Regions from separate parts of the Homo sapiens genome. Here region 1 is linked to region 2. A link is an interaction called in ENCODE POLR2A ChIA-PET data of the cell type or tissue named here. Cell type or tissue: MCF 10A. All regions are shown on one strand. Each heading gives the region's core, and the rest is flanking DNA. Links, peaks and the distances in the headings are about the cores only.

Region 1 (5,378 bases), core at 63-5,062, 200 kb before region 2:
ACTGGACCAGGTCCAGGGAGAGGGCTGCGGAGGAACCCCAGGGCAGCAAGGGCTGGGGACCCAACAAAGGGCATGGGGTGAGCCAGATCACAAATGACTTTTTCTAGGTGTTTAAATAAAAAAAAATGAATGGCACCAAGAAACATTATCTGTGAGACTTAGGTTCAGAGAGAGAAAATATTTATATGAAACAGGTAATTTTAGGGAATGGACAGAGAAAAATCGCTTTGAGAACACAGATTTATATGTTAATTAACATGAGAATTTTATAGAATATCCACTGCATTTATATTTATATGTGTGTGTGTGTGTGTGTACACCCATACACCCCTCACTCTCCCCCATCGCATGAGGGTTCACGCGAGACTGAAGCTTCCTTTACCAAAAAATATCCCAAAACAAAAGAGCTCAGAAGAATTTGGAGGGCACTGAGAGGAAGAAGTAAGAAAAAGAAGTAAGCGATTGTACTTTTTATGGGGTGGGGGAGGAGGGAGACAGACAGAGAAAGAAAGAAAGAAAGGAGAGGAGGAGGGAGAGAGAAGCAACCATCATCGCCCACGGCCCTCCAGTGGCGTGCCCAGGACAGCCTGTTTCGGCATCAGAGAAAGATTGACTGGCAGCCAAAATGTTGAAAAGATTGTAGCCCACTCTCGTTCCTCTTGGTCTCTTGTGTTTGGCTGCTTTTCCTGTAAGTAGCCAGCCACTGTGCTAGCATCATGTCCCCAAAACATGGCATCCAAAGGAAGAAACACAGTGTTCTCTGGACATTTACTCGGGGACATCCAGAGTAATCACTGGAGGTTTGAAGGGAGGCGTGCAGAATAGCAATTGTGTGAGTCTTTCTGCCAAGTGTTGGGAAGCCCCTGCTGGCCCGAGTAGGAGTAATCCTTTTCTGAGACACGGAAGCCTGGGGTCAGGGTGCGGAAGCTCTAGTCCTCATAGATGACCGCTGCTGGGCACAGCTGATGCCACGGGGCCACCCACAACAAGCCAACGCTCTCCCGGCCTGCCCTTCAGCTGCCCCTGCACTGGGCATTGGGGGAGGTGGGGTCCCTGCTTCCTGGGCGCTGACTCAGAGCTTTGGATCATGGCCTGTCCTGGACCCCAGGCAGTACTGATGTCTTTTCACTTTGGAGTCCAAGGGAGTTGGTGAGTAAAGAATTACAGGCTCAAATTTTATGGCACCAGCAACACCTTTTAGAAATAAGTTTCACAGCCGTGAGTGAAGTACGAGGCTCAAACCTTTGCGAATTCCACTCCCATTCACGTTAGTCAAGCCCACCTCCTCTGGGGCCAGCAACATTCTCGTTCCACCTCCCGTCATCCCAGCCATCCTTTAGCCCAACTCTTTTGTCCACTGGCCTTGGCCACATCCTTCTATCCTTTGCCTCGACCCAGCTGGGCCTAGCTCAGAGGTCAGCTGTGGGCTCTGTCCTTCATGGAGCTGGCCAAACCTGATGGAAACCCTAAGCCGATGGCTTTAACCCCAGAGCCATGCAGACGGTTGCCGACAGTGTTATCACTGGCCTTCCTCCGCCTCTGCCAGGTCGGGAGAGAATCACTGCACCGCCTATTCCTTCCAGTTTCTGCTCAGGCATTTTGTTTGCTGAGTGTCTCTAGGGAAAGCACACAGAGTGGGTGGCAGAGGCCCTGGCTGTCCAGGAGGGGCTGTCCCACCCACCTGCTGACCTCTTCATCCCTGGGAGTGCAGAACACAGGGACCTGGGCTCAGGATGGGCACCTCTAGCCAAAAGGCCTCTGAAAAGCCCAGTAGCCTCCTGAGCATCAAGTTCCCTTTGTTGAGGTGGGAAGCCCAGCGCTGCAGGGCTGTCCTGAAGATTAAATGAGTTAGTGCAGGAAGAGGGCTTGGAGCTCCCTCCACAACAAACCAGCCTTCCATCCTTCTGTCACCCTCCCTCTGGTTCCAGGAGCTCCAAACTCTCACATCCTGGTCTCACTTTCCATCCTAAGCCCTCTTCCTACAAATCAATTCCCTTCTTGAGATGCATTTGGCTAGTATGATTTTTCTACCTTTCTGTAAAGTTAAGTAAGTTTTCATACCATTGATAACATGTCAGAGTCCTTCTCCTTGGAGGGGAAGGACTCCCTTTTGAACGCCTTTGCAGAGTTATTTTAATAGAACAAAAACATTCGGGTGGCTAAGGAGAAAACAGAGGTAGAGGCTGTTGTCCCCTTGCCCCCTCCAACACCCGCCCCCACCCCCACCCCGTCATCCCACCAATACCCACTTCTCCATTCTTCCCCTTTCTTTGTTAACAGAATGCCAGTTTGTCCAGATCTGGGCGGCAGTCTCTAGATCTCAGGCACAGTTAATGCTGATCTCAGTCTCAGGTTTTAAGTCCTGATTGATCTAACCCTTTGCTGGTAGTTCATCTCTAGGCTAGTAATTGGTCTAGGGGCAGCTAGCAGTCCTAATCTGGCAATGAGATGTAAATGGAAGTCGGTAGCCTGGTTACCAGGGATGACTTTGTTTTCTGGATTAAAAAGGATAGGTTTGAGGCCAGGCATGGTGGCTCATGCCTGTAATCTCAGCACTTTGGGATGCTGAGGTGGGCGGATCACCTGAAGTCAGGAGTTTGAGACCAGCCTGGCCAACATGCCGAAACCCTGTCTCTACTAAAAATACAAAAATTAGCCAGGCATGGTGGTGTGTACCTGTCATCCCAGCTGCTTGGGAGGCAGCTGAGGCGGGAGAATTGCTTGAACCTGGGAGGTGGAGGTTGCAGTGAGCTGAGATCATGCCACTGCACTCCAGCCTGGACAGAGCCAGACTCCATCTCACACACACACATATGAAAGATACACTTAGATGCCCTGCCCTGTTTTCCTTTTGCTCTTCCCTGTAGTTTTGCTTTTTTTTTTTCAACTGGAGCATGGATGCGACGCTAGACGTGCAACAGCCTGCTGTAGGCAGGAGGCAGCAAGCATGAAGATGAAAGGTAACTTGCTGAGGATGCCAGAGCAGAAAACTGGGAGACCCCTATTTTCCTGGACAATATGAGTGAGGAGCCATGGCAGTCTTGGACTGTCCACCTCCAAACTTTTTGTATGTGAGAAAAATAAACCCCAATGTGTTTCAGCTGCTGAGACTCAGCGATCTGTTACTTGTAGCCTAAAGCATTCCTAACTGATAGCATGTATAACTTGAAGTTAAAAAAATACTTACAGCTAACAATCATGAGGGCATTACTTAGCTCTCTGCAACCTAGGGTAGTCCTGCAGAGCTCAACTGCATTTTCGTCTAGTATAACAAACCCTGAGTCTAAACGCTGGTCAACGAATGCCAGTATCTCCAGTGGAGACAGATGCAGATCGCAGCCTGAGGACCAAGGATCATCATTTCCAAGAGATGCAGATCTGTGCTCTGAAGAATATGCTTTTATGAAACTGATGTTAACACTTAGGTGCGTCTGTTATTAACAATTCTCTAACACCATCAGAGATAGCCGTGTCTGGTAGGAAACCCAACAGCCTGGGAGCTAAATTTGCTCTTAGTTATTTAATAGCAAAAACCACGATTATTTTTGCATCAACCTAATACTCAGTACCGTCTTCAGTTTGCATCCAGTCTATTGGTCTTATAATCTGAGCACTGCTTCCAGTCTTCTCTCTTCCAGCAAAATCAGATCAGTATCTGGAAGTAAATAATTCATAGGAAGTCCCTACACAATCTCTCTGCCTTGATCTGTCCTACTGGTTCTATTTTCCTCTCCTTTGATGCATTTCTTGTTACAGGGAATGAAAAGCAAACACAAATCACTTTTTTTTCTGGGTCATTACCGCAGAGAACCATTGTACACTGAGATCCCCTATATCTTGGAAACAGATATTTTAATACAACTTGTTTTTATAAGTAGTCCCTTCTTTGTGGAGTGGTTTCAATTACAATAAAAAGGGAAACTGTCAGAAACTGTAATTCATTATCTTAGATTGGGACACAAATGCCAGCATTTCAAATTTATTTGTTTCAGCATTTTTCCTTGAATAACAACTTTCAGTACCTGAAGGCTTCCTAACATTCTACAAAAGGTCATGGAAAGAAGTAAAGTGTTGTGAATTCATAAAATATGCACATTTTTATATATGTATGAGGAAGACATAAGTCCTTTATGACTTCTTTTGCTTTTATTTTCCTCTATTGATTTTTAGTTAGAGATGACTTTAGGTACATACAAATATGAAATTTATTTATCTTAATTCAAGTAAAATGTATTTCCACATATGTGATTAGCGAGGTTTAATAATTTAAATAAGATAATTGTGGTGGAAACTCTCTATAGTATTAATCATTACATGAAATTCTATTATTTGTTTTGTCGTTGATTTTGGTTCTCCTAGGAAAAAGGATTTTGACTTTCATTTTCACTGCTGGGTGCTCAGCACTGAGTAGAATGCCTGGGACTGAGTAAGCACTCAATAAATATTTGTATGTATTAATTACTGTATGATCCATGTGGCTTCTCTAGCGTTGCATTTAATTCCATATTCTCTATTTTTTAAAAAGTGTTTGGCTTTTGCCTGAACTGTAACATTTCACAAAATTTCATAATTCCTAGATTCCAACAGGATTCGTTTATAAAAGATGTCTGTTCTTTGGGTATTGTCAGGATGAAAGCACAAGATTACTTATTTTGCTGTTGACCCTGGTGACTGTGAACTGTGGCCTCCCTGGGCTGGTTCCATTCGCTTGTTCACTTGCCCATGCTAACTACAGCTGCCCGTGTGTTTATTTTGGTCATGTATTTCAAAGGACCATTTCTACCCCAAAGTAAACAAACATAATGGAACAGCTGTGACTGATAAAAACTCCCAGGCATAATCATCACCCGCTTGTACATATCCTGTGGTTTCAGATTTAATTTTAAAAATTTTCCCTTAACTCTTGATTCACGATTGGGACTGTGGAGTCCATGGAAAATGACTGCAAAACTGTTCTGTCCCCTGAGGAGGCACAGATGAAGAAGAACAATGGAAGTTGTCCTCCTTCCTGCCCGGGCAATGGGGATGCTGGCTGTGGGCTGTGGGCTGCAGGGCCGTGCCCCCCTGGTGCGAAGGTTGCTGGACCAGTGAGTGGGTGGATGAGGCAGGCTGTAATGTCCCCAGGTTGCAAGTCTCACATGGAGAATAGGCCGTGGGTTGATGCTGGGGCCAGGCATAAGTCTGGACAAGGACCCTCGTGAGAGATACCCCCACATAGCTAGGGCAAGCTCTGAGACCACTAGGGTCCACAAGTCTCAGGGGGGACCGCGGTGGCTCTTGGCTGGACAGAGCCTAGAAACTGTCCCCCAACAGCCTGGCACTGGACAAGGACCACATCCCTTTGTCATCCTGTCCACACAGCAAGTGCAGCCATCAGC
Region 2 (5,378 bases), core at 309-5,308:
GCTGGGATTACAGGTGCCTGCCACCACGCCCGGATAATTTTCTGTAATTTTAGTAGAGAAGGTGTTTCACTATGTTGGCCAGGCTGGTCTCGAACTCCTGACCTCAGGTGATCTGCCCGCCTCAGCCTCCCAAAGTGCTAGGATTACAGGCGTGAGCCACCTCGCTTGGCCTAACTCCAGTCTTAATTGCAAATATTTTATGACAATTCTTTCTGCTCCCAGTGCTCTTAGGAAATGGTGGTTCCAATGGTCACTGAAGCAGCGTCTCTCTTCAGTGCAGTGGTTCTGCTGTTTGCTTGGAGAGATTTGTGAATGACTTGGTGTTTTGTGGTGAGAGGGATGGAGGGGGAAGGAGAAGAGCCATGTGCAAGAGTCATTGAACTTCGTGGTAACTCGTGAAGTTATTAAATTACAAGATTAAATGTCTCCTGGGATTGAGGCAGGTCATGTACTTAAGATTCCCTCTCCGGAAGGGACCAGGGAAAGAGGCGTTTTTGAAGCCTGTGTTAGCACCACAGGCTCTATAGCCAGCAGCCCAGTCACATATTTGATAGATATTGCCATGAATTGACTAACCCACCTAATCTTCAGTGAATTCCCACTCTATTCAAGATATGTGTGGATGTTGGGGATGCAGTGATGGACAAACTACAGACAGTTAATGAGAATTTTGAGGTTTAACAACAGATTATTTTATTACATAAAGAATAAACAATGTAACCTATTTACACACTAATATTAAGAAAAACATAACTTGAAGCAAGATTGAAAGAAACAGCACCATGGCACCAATCTCATTTTCCTCCCTTTCAACGTGGATGCCTTCCAGGGGGCAGCGTGGCTCTGTCCTGGGTCTCCCACATACCAGCCTTGTGCCAGTAGCCAATTAGCTAACCCAATTCTATTTCACCATCTGCAAAATGGTACCCGCTTGTGTGTTTCACAGAAACATTATGAGAAGTTAAATAATAATCCATGTAAAACCCATATACAACACTCAGTCTATAGAAAAGTGAATTTTAAAATTATTTTTCTGTCTTACTTTATTCATGAATTTATCTCCCAGATTGTGAGGAAATAGTTTTCAACTACCCAGAATTTTATGTTTGAAACGTCAGAAACCCTCCAGAGAGCATAGGTTGCCCGGGCGACTGTAGTACAGCATCAAGGCACCCTTGAGTTGGCAAGACACAGGCTTGCTGTGCCTGAGAAGCACAAGGTTCCACTTCCCAGCCATGGTGGTTTTCAGCAGTGCTGTTTCTACTCTTAGGTCAGAACAGAGATATGGGAAAAATCCCTGCTCTTCTGTTTCTTTTCCCCAGTGCCGCCTCCTCCAGCCTCCAATGGAGGTGTTTCCATGGGTGACCACATTCTGTTCCACTGGTGGTGGCCTTTGTGTGAGTGCTCCTTCAGGGACCACATTGATCATTAACACACCTTTGAGGTTTCTTTCTTTTTTCTCTGAAACATGGCTTCTTAAAAACTTTACACTTTTTCTCTCATGAGCATTTTAACACATTTAAAAAATAACAGAACAGTTAAAAAAAAAAACCCACAGTTTCACACAGGCTTCTTCTCACTGAATCATGTTTCATCTTTTCCCTTGGCACAACCAAAGGGAAGGTTAATTTAAAACAGCTGAGAGTGATGTCACGTCACACGCCGACACCTCTTTTTCTTTTTTTTTTTTTTTTTTTTTTTTTGCCAGGAAAGAAAAGAGGTTCACCTCAGGCTGCTCAGAAGGAAGGTGTTCCAGGAAGGCCAGAAAAGGGAGGCTGCTCTGGAAAAACAAAGAAGAGCTTGGCAGGTCCTAGAACGGAGGAGAAGTTAGACCCTGGGAATCCAAGATGCTGCAACGTCAGGCAGCTGGTCCCCAGCAAGGCTGGCACGTGGAAACCTCACGGAGAAAAGTGATTCATAACCAAAGCAGGGCTCCCACAGCGACGCTGAGCAGACACAGAACTATTTTTCACATAACACTTATTTTATTTAAAAAAAATGTTAAATGACTTTCCTTTGCATGGATTCTCTGTTTCTCTTGCTCTGGTTCTGGAAGCCATGTGGAGTGGTGGCCAAGAGTCAGTCCTGTTCTGTATTTTTTTGTTGTTGTTGTTATCTTTCTGAGTTGATCAGCAACTGAGAGAATTGAGGAAAGTCGCCCAGGTGGCTCATGTCCAGTGCGTCACTCCACCCCATTCCGACAGCCTCATAGGTTGCTTAACTCTGGAGCCTGGCATTCTCCAGATGCCCCTGCAGGGAGGATTACTTGGCTCCCTCCAGCAGACAACCTTGTGGAACGCTCAGAGCAGAAGTGAGTCACTGCAGCAGGCCCTGTGCACGGAGGCAAGCCAGGAGGTGGTGGAGCTTTATGCGTCCATCATCAGCATTAAAGATGCAGCGAGGGGCAGGGCTCCTTCCCCCAGAACCATGCATGGTGGGCTATTTGTCCCCAAGTGTGATCTTTGCCTGCAAGGTTCCTGCTGTTGTGGCACTCAGACCTTCATCTATACCTTCCTCAGGAATTCTGTAAACTACCAAATAGTTTTATCAATAACCCCTTCCTACCTAAGCCAGCTAGAGTGAATACTTAAGGCTGCATCTAAGAACGGTGACCAATTTAATCACTTCACTAATTTTAACAATGGCTCCTCAAACAGGGGTTTGCTCCATTTCCTCCGTTTCCAAAGGAGGAAGTTGATGGGCTGATGGAGGTAGGTGAATATCATTGGTTGATGTTGAATAGGCCAAAGCTCTTATTATTACTAGTATTTAAAATATTCATTCTGAAGTTATTTACATATTTTAGAACTCATTTAATTAAAGACTCATGTTACAGGTTCATTGAGTAAATAAGTCTGGTTATTTACTGATCCACTGGTTCCAACTAAATAGTTGGGCCACAGATTGTCTGTTGGTGACAATAACCAGTAAGCACCTTTTTAGAGAAAGCCTGTTGCTGTGTGCCTCAGCATTTGACTAATGGCAGGAACACCTCTGAGTACTTCACCGGGCCTGGATTTGACCTGTGAGAATGAATGTGCAGCTTACTGCATGGGAACTGGAAAGATTTAAGGACCTACTCTGGTGGGCACACAGTGAATTACTGGTGCGTCCTAGTGAGAACTTACCATCTCAGCTGCTAGTCGATTATTTCTCACACATTAAGGACTTTACTCTGTTTCTTAAGAGAAAATCCTTTCCCACTGAAGGGAAGGATTCATTAGTAAAATCCATTCTAGTTGAGGCTCCTCTGTCTTCCCAAGAGGAAGGGAGGGTGCAGTTGGGCATGAAGGCTTTTTGAAGGTACTGTAACTTAGTATGGTACAACAACTTACTAGGTTGCCCCTTTGCTGTCACCCAAATTTGGAAAGGAATTGGTCATTTCAGGTTTTTCATATTTATAGTAAAAGAAAATCCATCAAGTTTATCCCTAAAGAGGACTTACGTGACAACTGCCCATGCATAGACAACTGGAGTCCCTCGATCAGACCCACCAAGGAGAGAAATCCATTTTGCATATTGTGTATGGCCTTGAACCAGGAAGGGCATAGGCCGTGGGTGTGCTTCCCTCCGTGCAAGGGAGTGCAGCCTGGGAGCTGCATTCCATCATCACGTCTCTCAAGTGAAGTTGCGCAGAAAGCATGGAACTCCTTTCTGCCTGGATTTTGGAAGGAACCAGTGGACAAATTTAATCTGATGAAGACATTGTAAGGTTAATTTTAGGTTTCAAATACTTTCTTTTGTAAAAATAGTGAGTATTCATTAATTTCCAGAAAGGGTGCCTGGTACTGAGGATCCAGAGGCCAAAAAGACATGTCCCTAGACACCTGGAGTTGGGGTGTGACCAGAAAGCCATCGCAACCTCTGTGAAAGAAAATGAAACCTTCATTCCAGGTGAATCTCTGCATTGCGCTCTGAAGGACATGCAGCCCCTTTCTTCTACTACACTTTCTCTAAGGACTGTGATTCATTGATTAGCCATCCCATGTTCCGTATCCTTGGGTTGTTATCCCAGGCTGCCCTCTGCCATCTGCTCCCTGGAAAAGATGGGTCCTTATTGCAGCCACCTGTGGAGCCATTTTGGCCTGGGATGAGCTACTCACCAACACACCCAGCCCATCTTAGATCTCTGGGATCCCAGACCAAATGGAGGCAGCCCTTGAACAGTCCGTGGAGATAATCCCTCTCTATTTTTCCTATTTCCAAGGCTCCATGAACCTACACATAGAATCTGTCTGGTGAGCATAATACACGCCGCAGCTGAAAACCTTCTGAAGACGCAACACATTGTTGTGGGTGATTGAGCTTCATATTGTTTTGCCAATTCTCGAACAAATGGCCAGACTCGTTTGGAACTCGCTTTTCTTTGTTGTTTAATAAAGCAGCAATCATATAGCATGTGAGATAATGGAATGGTTGAATGCAAACTTGAATTATTTTATTTTATGGAGTCTTAATTAGATTTGTAATGTGGAGCTCCCAAGTACCAAATGGTTGCTGAAATTTAATGGGACCTCTTGTGGGGAGTGAGAGAGTTGTAATTCTCCCATTCACACAACAAAGGCCGGCTGTTCTGAAGTTTGGCATATATCAAGTTACAAAACACCTTCCTGACTCCGCAGAAGATCCATGCCTTGGCTCCTTCTTATTTCTCTGCTCTGTTTTCTTATGGTTGTCTTTGCTTGAGCCCTGGAGAAGAATGGTTCACCTTTTCAAGTTTCTTTATTAAAGTCATCATTGTTTACCGTCAACCTGAGCTGAGACTGTGGCAGCACCATGGGGCTGCTTCTGGACAGTGTAGAGGTTCTTGGCCCCAGCCCAAGTCCTGAGTCCTCCTCACTTCCCACCTTCCCCAGGCACACCCCTCCTGGAGCCACCATCAGAAGCTGCCAGACCAGGGCAGGAGCTTGTGGGTCAAACCCAGTTCTGAGGTGGGTTACGTGTGTTATGTTCCACTAAGAATATCTAAAGAATTAGGTTCCTATCCCTATAATGACACCATTCTCAGTTGCCAGCATCCAAATGTGATTTTCAGAGTAGGAAGGGAAGGGTGGACTTGGAGCTGGCGCCCCAGGGAGTTGTTTTGAATGTGAACATGACCTAGACTGTGGGTCATGGTGGAGACAAGTTCAGGAATCAGCACGCTGGGGCGCTGGGGAGGCAAGGAGATGGGCAGTCCAGCTTGGCCCCAGTGCCCAAACCCATCCCTCACTGGGGAGGCAAGGGAGATGGGCAGCCCAGCCTGGCCCCAGTGCCCAAACCCATCCCTCACTGGGGAGGCAAGGGAGATGGGCAGCCCAGCCTGGCCCCGATGCCCAAACCCATCCCTCTGGTTCAAGGTCCTTTCCTCATCACCTCAAGCCCATCACACAGGCTGT

Evidence for each region. ChIA-PET counts read pairs that join two places held together with the same protein. Peaks named below come from ENCODE experiments on the same cell type or tissue, not always from the same donor. Only the 100,000 strongest peaks of a DNase experiment are listed, where the experiment ranks them.
Region 1: POLR2A ChIA-PET joins it to region 2 with 6 read pairs; 2 of 35 experiments call an interaction of 5 or more read pairs at or near these places.

Annotation. Positions count from the first base shown.
Region 1 is chr2:239,424,961-239,430,338 of GRCh38, forward strand. No RefSeq gene overlaps it. Among named protein-coding and RNA genes, the nearest start is that of HDAC4-AS1, 26 kb to the left of the region's middle. In MCF 10A, for the core only: no CTCF peak of the experiment used is centred there; no DNase peak of the experiment used is centred there.
Region 2 is chr2:239,628,870-239,634,247 of GRCh38, forward strand. No RefSeq gene overlaps it. Among named protein-coding and RNA genes, the nearest start is that of LINC02991, 53 kb to the left of the region's middle. In MCF 10A, for the core only: no CTCF peak of the experiment used is centred there; a DNase peak (open chromatin) is centred at 2,252.